3 separate regions of the Homo sapiens genome follow, and all the other regions are linked to region 3. The links are chromatin loops, found by intact Hi-C in ENCODE. Cell type or tissue: heart right ventricle. All regions are shown on one strand. Region 1 overlaps DHX30 (DExH-box helicase 30). Region 2 overlaps MAP4 (microtubule associated protein 4). Region 3 overlaps MAP4 (microtubule associated protein 4).

Region 1 (2,500 bases), 150 kb before region 3:
ACTCCTGACCTCGCGATCTGCCTGCCTCCCAAAGTGCTGGGATTACAGGTGTGAGCCACCGTGCCCAGCCTAGTTGTTTTTGTTTTTTTGATCATAGCGATCCTAATGGGTGTGAGATGAGATCTTGTTGTGGTTATAGGAGTTGTTTTTTATTCTAGAACTCAGCCTTTTATTCTCTAATAGCTGTACTCCCAGTTCTTCAGCGTTTCCCTTTCCCCCCAAATCAGATGTCTTTTTCTGCATTGCCCATAGGCTTGGTGAGACGTGCTGGCAGCACAAAGGGGACTGAGTCAGCAGCCACAGCCAAGAAGAAGGTGTCCACGGGAGGACATAAATGCACCCCAGCCTCCTAAATAGAAGAGGCTTATTCTTGAAGAATGGTCCTTGCCAGGGCCGAGGGCTGGAGCAAGGCACTCCAGACTCAGGCCAATGTGGCTTAGAGCCCGGGTGAATATGCGTGGCTATGGGGAATGAGAATGAATGTGGGTCTGCCTGCTGGGCCATGCGGTAGACGGGCAGGGAGGAGCTAGAACTCCAGGGCCTTCACTGTCACAGGGGCAGAATGATTTGATCCTGTGGCTGCCAGGGCTTCTGACTAGTGGTAATTGATAGAATGACACAGCCAAGTTTGCTTTTAGGGAAAATCACTGACAGCAGTAGTTTTTGGCAAGACCAGAGACAGGGACACTGGATGGAAGAGAATACCAGCGGCAGCTGTGGAGGAGGTTTCTTCAACGGTATTAGAGGGCCAGGCATGAGGGCCTGTAATCCTAGCACTTTGGGAGGCTGAGGCGGGTGGATCACAAGGTCAGGAGCTCGAGAGCAGCCTGGCCGACATGGTGAAACCCCATCTCTACTAAAAATACAAAAATTAGCCGGGCCTGGTGGCGTACGCCTGTAATCCCAGCTACACAGGAAGCTGAGGCAGGAGAATCGCTTGAACCTGGCAGGCAGAGGTTGCAGTGAGCCGAGATGATGCCATTGCACTCCAGCCTGGGTGACAGAGTGAGACTCTGTCTCTAAAAAGGAACAACAACAAAAAGGTATTAGAGAAGTTGCACGGACAGCTCCTGGACAGTTGAGGAGGTGGGAGGGAGAATGGGTTGGAGGGGCAGCATGCGCCAGCAGGGGGAGCTGTGGACGAGCAATGGGTTGGCGCCTAGGTTATGGCAAGAACAGTGGCTGGTGGATGTTGGTACAGCTCAGGACCGGTGTGGGAGCATGGCCAGGACCAGCAGTGAGCCTGTGGGGACGAGATCCTCTGGTCTAGTGAAAGAGTGGTTGCAAAGGCAGGGGGAGAACGGTGCTGTCCTGCTGGGGAAGCCAGGCCAAGGAGGGATGCTTGTATTGCTGCTCTGTGGAACCAGAGGCATTCTTGTCAGAAGGGAGGCGGTGACGCAAAAGTGTGGCAGCTGAGCCTTGGATCGGGCCCTGCCCCAAGGGTTCGCGAATGTGTGTGTGGCATACCTTGGCCCCATCGTCTGTCCCATAATCCTGCGGTTTTCACGCGTCTATTCTTAATAGACAGACTTTAGAATTGGTTTGTCAAATGCTTAATAAGAAGCCTCTGCAGACTTTGATTGGAATTGTGTTCAATTTATGGATTAATTTAAGAGGTTTTTGTCTCCTCACACATAAAAGTTCTATCATCCAGGAACATATATCTCCATGGATTTACATCCTTTTGCCAAGTTGTGTGCTTAGTCCATACCTTTCTGACCCACCTTAGTTCACCTTAGGTAGGTGATGGTTTTTGTTACTGTTGTGAATAGAATTTTTAAAATTAAATTTAATTATCTCAAAAACCCAAGGAGAAAGTTTTATGAAGGCAGGCCATGGTCACTCTCCAGCTTGTCATGAGTTGGGTGGGATTGAAAGCTCACTGTAGAGAGGTTCCTGGCCCGTGGCCCGTGCTGTCTGCTGTCACATGGCCCTGATGTTCACCTGACAGGCCTTGTTCTTGCTGTCCCGCAGACTTTGTCGCCTTTACCACTCCCAGTGGCAGCTCCTGCAACCTGTGCTTTCTTTGCAGTTGCTCCTGTTCTCCCAGCTGCTCACTCATCTCACCCACGTCTTTGTTCCTTAGACCCTGGCCATCTGCATTTCTCTTCTGCTGCTTAGATTCCTTGTTTGTTTGTTTGTTTGTTTTTGGAGATAGGGTCTTGCTCTGTCACCCAGGCTGGAGTTCAGTGGTGTGATCATGGCTCACTGCAGCCTCGATCTGTAGGCCTCAAGTGATCCTCTTGCCTCAGCCTCCCAAGTCTCTGGGACTACAGGCACATACCACCACCCCTGGCTAACTGCCTCTTATATTCCGAACTGCTTGAGGGCAAGGACCAGGTCTTGTCTCTCCTGATGATGCTTAGGTGGCCAACATGTTGCTGCGTACATGCTAGAGACTTAGGCAATGTTTAATTTATATTTTCTGTAGAAAAGCATGAAGCTATAACACATTTAAAATCATATTTTTGTATAAATAGCTTTAACATTTCAAGTTATT
Region 2 (2,500 bases), 110 kb before region 3:
CTTTTGGTGGCTATTCTAAAAGAAAAGCATCAGGAGGTGATTCAGCCATTATTACCTGTATTTTTTTTAATAACTTTTTAATTTTTTGAAGACCCTGGACAACATGCTGAAACTACCTGTATCTTGATGGGACAATAGCAGCCACAGCCTACAGTGTGGCTTTTGAACTTTGCAATAAGTACTAGTTATGCATCTGAAGCTATATGATCCACCTTCAAAATCTGCATTCTCTTTTCATGAATGGATATTTCAGAATCTTTTTTTTTCTTTCATCTAACGCTGAGATAATAGTAAATAATTCAGAATTTATTTCAGAATATTTTTGCAATTGTCCTTTTTGTTGTTGTTAAGGGAAGTTGAAACAATCTCTACAGAACTTTTTTTTTTTTTTTTGAGATGGAGCCCAGTGCAGTGGCATGATCTCGGCTCACCGCAACCTCCAACTCCTTGGTTCAAGCAATCCTCCTGCCTCAGCCTCCTGAGTAGCTGGGATTACAGGCATGCATCACCACGCCCAGTTAATTTTAGTATTTTTAGTAGAGATGGGATTTCACCATGTTGGTCAGGATGGTCTCCATCTCCTGATGTGATCCGCCCGCCTTGGCCTCCCAAAGTGCTGAGATTACAGGCATGAGCCACCATGCCCGGCCTCTACAGAACATTTTTTACAGATATATAAGATAATAGGGTCAAAGGCTGAGATTTTAAAGTTGGTTTAGGCCACTGTGGTAAATGAGAATACAAGATATTTTCTAAGCATGTCCAAACATGAGGAAGGACAATAACAGCTCAGAAAAAAGAAATTTCATTCGTGATTCAAGCAATAACAGCAGAAGATACTCCGTTTAAAAATTATGGCAGTAGAAGATAACCACCATTCTGGCACCTACCTTTGTTTTCTTCTCTGGGCTTGGTGGGAGCTCCTTGTTCGGTGGGGTGGTGATGTCATTTCCTGTCCCACTCACCACAGGCCTTCCTTCTTCTGGCCTGGCTATTCCTAAGGGGAGAGGGTGAGTGGGAATTATGCTAAGCAAACATTTTACATGCCCATTTTGAAAATACAAGGTTTAGCAAAGACAGACCACTAACTAGCACTTCATTCTGAAAAAAGTCCACAGGGTTGTGCTGCTGAAATGTGGACAAGCCTCCCAAGTTCTCATTGTGATGGAGGACAGTTTTAGATTCCTCAGATTCAGAGAGCCTGACCCTGTGGAGAAGCAGTCTAAGGGACACATGCACAAATGATCAGTGGAAAAAAATGGTCCTTTAAGTTTGGTTTCCCTTCCCTAGAGACCAAAGGGACTCTGTCTTCCAACCACTAGCTCTCCAAGCAATAGGACAAAAACCTCTTCTACCAGTCTATCTTTGGAATAAAGGTTGCTGTGAGATGGGATAAGAGCCAGAAGATCATTCAATGACTCCCTTTCCTTCCTTTCCCTATAAAGAACCACTTTATGGAGGATGTGAGATTAACCTGATCCAGTTCTAACAGTGACCCAGATTTTCAACAAGGCCAAGGAGACCCATGGAACCAGACTCAGGGCCAGAAATAAAGTCTCCTGCCTAAGGCAACATAGCCTCCTCTCTGTGGAGAGGTTACTCTGGATTTCAATAGGACTATACCTGAGAGCATTAAAATACTGTGAAATGTATAACCTTGCTGTGGGGGAAGGCATTTCTAACTGGCACAAAGTCAAGAGGCCACAAGAGATAAGTTTGACTAAAGAAAAATAAAAAACTTCAATGTGGCAAAAAACAAAATAAGACAAAACACTATAATAAAAGTCAAAAGGCAAATGACAAACAGAAAAAATACTTGACCCTCATACCAAAGACAAAGAGCTTATTCTATAAATTACTCCCACAAATCAGTAACTGCTACAAAGGCCAATAATCCACTGGGAAAATGCAAAACAATATGAACAGACTTTATAGAAAAGAGATACAAAGTTTTTTGAAACTATGAAAAGATGTACAATGTTAAGTATAAGAAAAATAAAAAAACCCCACTGAAATGCCATTTTATTTTTTGAGACAAAGTCTTGATCTGTCACCCAGGCTGGAGTGCAATGCTGCGATCTCGGCTCACTGCAACCTCTGTCTCCCCATTCAAACAATTCTCCTGCCTCAGCCTCCCAAGTAGCTAGATTACAAGCATGCACCACCACACCCAGCTAATTTCTGTATTTTTAGTAGAGACAGGGTTTCACCATGTTGGCCAGGCTGGTCTCAAACTCCTGACTTCAAGTGATCCACCCACCTCAGCCTCCCAAAGTGCTGGGATTACAGGCATGAACCACCATGCCTGGCCTGAAATGCCATTAATATTAACATATTGTCAAAAGTCCTAAAATTTTAAAATAACTACTGAGAATAATATAGGGAAATATACTTGGTAGGTATGTGAACTGTATGACCCATAGGCAGGGCTGCCTGGCAGTGTCATTTTCTGAAAATTACAAGGACAGATAAATTCTAATCTAGAAAACCAATTTCTAGT
Region 3 (2,500 bases):
TCATGTCTGTAATCCCAGCACTTTGGGAGGCCTAGGCGGAAGGGCTGCTTGAGGCCAGGAGTTTGAGACCAACCTGGGCAATATAGCAAGACCACATCTCTATTTAAAAAATATTGTTTTAATTGTTTAATAAAAATAAAAGTGAGATTAGAAGATCTGGGTTCAGGTTGTGCTGTCATTATTAACTAAATGATCAAATGCAACCTTCTCATTTCTAATACTTAAGCTTCACCTGGGAAGTGGGACTAAATGCAGTAATACAGGATGTCAACTGTACAGTGCTAAATAGTAATTGTTATTCTCACTGTTATTAGCTATTGTTATTCTCACTGTTATTAACTATATGTTGACCAACTGTAAATTTATCTATCAACCACCTATAGAATAACTGTAGGCTGATCAAGAAACTTTACTAGAATAAAATAAAATGAAAGCAAGAAGAGGTTAGAAAGGAAGAAGAGAAGCTGGATTCTACTATACATACAACACCTCACAATCTAAAAATATAAGCCCAGGAGAGAATAAAAACAACGTAACAACACTAAAAACAATAAGGTTGACAAGTAGAAAAAAGGCTTGTATATTTCCCTGCCAGATAAGACATACTGGACCCTAATCATACTGCACATTACTGGAAAAGTCCTAATTCAAAAGATGCTATAATGTGTTTTCTCACTGACTGACTTCCCCAGAGAACCCCCATTTCATGAAATGAAAACTTTCTCAGTGAAATACACACAGCATCGAAAATAGCACACTTTTTTTTTTTAGAAACTAATCACATTCTCTGAGATATAAAGATATTCAAATTTACTTTATTTTGTTGATTCCCTCTCCCCAGGAGATGTCAGATTCCCACAGCAGGCAAATCAGCTTGGCAGAGAAGTAGCAAGAACCTGAGAAGGCATGTGTGCTGTGAGTCAGCCTTGGGCAAAACAGCCAGGTCTCAATGCAAGGGAACCCTCTGGTGCTGTCAGACCCATGCCAACACTGCCCTCTACTGGCCAATTAAGCTGGTTGCAATTTTCTGCAAAAGAAATACCAGTGTATTAAGGAGAAATTCTGCAGTATCTATTAATAGTTGTCACTTAGGCCCTTTTCCATGGATTAGTGTTTCTCAATCATGCATGTGTATCCGAGTCACCTATTATGGCTTGTTAAAACAGACTGCTGGTGTGTGGCAGGGTACGGTGTCTCCCACCTGTAATCCCAGCACTATGGGAAGTCAAGGCAGGAGGATCACTTGAGCCCAGCAGTTCAAAACCAGTCCAGTCCAGGCAACACAGTGAGACCTTGTCTTTACTAAAAATGCAAAAAACTTAGCCAGGCCATTGCCCTGTGTTAACTTCTTATTCTATGGGAATAAGCTTTTAGCTTCAAAGGCCTTATGGAATGTTGAGGAGAAAGCATTTTCTCGACTTCAGAAGAAGAACTATTTAATCACACAGAGAACAGAAAAATTAAGTGACTTGTTCCATAAATGTGCTATTTGTGTCTGAGGGTCAATACTGTGCTAGATGATCATCTGAAAGAACAAGAGTCACAGATGTTTGCTTCGTCATTCACATCTAAGAGAAAGGGTTCTATCTTTTGTCTCCCTCACCTAGAAAATAGGGCCATATAATGCTGATAATGAACAATTAAGGAAAACACCATTTTTTAAGGAAAAAAGTCAGGAAGTACATAATTTTCTTTTTATTTTTTTCTTATTACAGCCGTGGTGCAAAACAAGTAGTACACATATCCTGAAAAAGTATTTGAGAATTGTTTCCCAAGGTGATAGGCATTTTAGAAGAAGAGTTTGACACCAATTTTATTTCTAGGTATTGGTATTTAGATGGTTTACACAGGCAATGCTAAGATAAAATACTTGTAGAAGCAAGAATAAGTTGAAGTGCAAAAGGAAATGAGTATAGTAGATCCAAAGAAAAGGAATAAAGGTCGGGGGGTTCTTGTGTTGCCAGGCATGAAGGCAGAAATCATACTTAGAGAAAAAAGCAATTTTCCTACTTTGTCATAAATGCCATAAAAGCAACCCTGCTTTCTTACTTCTCATTTTATAAGTTGAAGACAATTAGGGTGGACATGTAAGAATTAAAGGAAATAAAACACCATTGTTCAAAGAGTTCTATTATGTGTAACCTACTCAACCGTCCCTTCTATATCTAGAGGCAAGAAAATGGTTGATAAACTTCCACTGGTTGGCCTAACTAAGCCTGTTGTAAGAACATATCGAGAGCACTAGGCTGGGTGTGGTGGCTCACACCTGTAATCCCAGTGCTTTGGGAGGCTAAGGCAGGAGGATCGCTTGAGGCCATGAGTTCCAGACCAGCCAGAGGAACACAGTCTGACTGTCGCTATAAAAATAAAAGGATAAGCAAGGCACGCGCACCTGTAGTCCAAGCTATTCAGGAGCCTGAGGCAGGAGGAACGTTTGAGCCCAGGAGTTACGTTAGATGTTGCAGTAAGCTATGATTGTGCCACTGCACTCCAGCCTAGG

What was found. Hi-C counts contacts between places; a loop is a spot of excess contacts. Peaks named below come from ENCODE experiments on the same cell type or tissue, not always from the same donor. Only the 100,000 strongest peaks of a DNase experiment are listed, where the experiment ranks them.
Region 1: it touches region 3 in a loop (4-fold over the local background); 91 of 110 quality-filtered maps call a loop at or near these places.
Region 2: it touches region 3 in a loop (2.5-fold over the local background); 7 of 110 quality-filtered maps call a loop at or near these places.

What each region holds. Positions count from the first base shown.
Region 1 is chr3:47,836,741-47,839,240 of GRCh38, forward strand. The region is part of intron 6 of DHX30 (DExH-box helicase 30); the gene reads left to right. Among named protein-coding and RNA genes, the nearest start is that of MIR1226, 12 kb to the right of the region's middle. RefSeq lists an enhancer at 859-1,677. In heart right ventricle, a CTCF peak has its summit at 1,133 (motif pointing right); a DNase peak (open chromatin) is centred at 1,131.
Region 2 is chr3:47,876,527-47,879,026 of GRCh38, forward strand. MAP4 (microtubule associated protein 4) reads right to left here. Exons shown (of 21, transcript NM_001385682.1): 11 at 891-997. Among named protein-coding and RNA genes, the nearest start is that of MIR1226, 28 kb to the left of the region's middle. In heart right ventricle, no CTCF peak of the experiment used is centred here; no DNase peak of the experiment used is centred here; H3K27ac peaks cover 2,022 bases.
Region 3 is chr3:47,989,145-47,991,644 of GRCh38, forward strand. All of the region lies in intron 2 of MAP4 (microtubule associated protein 4), which reads right to left. Among named protein-coding and RNA genes, the nearest start is that of MAP4, 26 kb to the right of the region's middle. In heart right ventricle, a CTCF peak has its summit at 1,002 (motif pointing left); a DNase peak (open chromatin) is centred at 967; H3K27ac peaks cover 1,279 bases.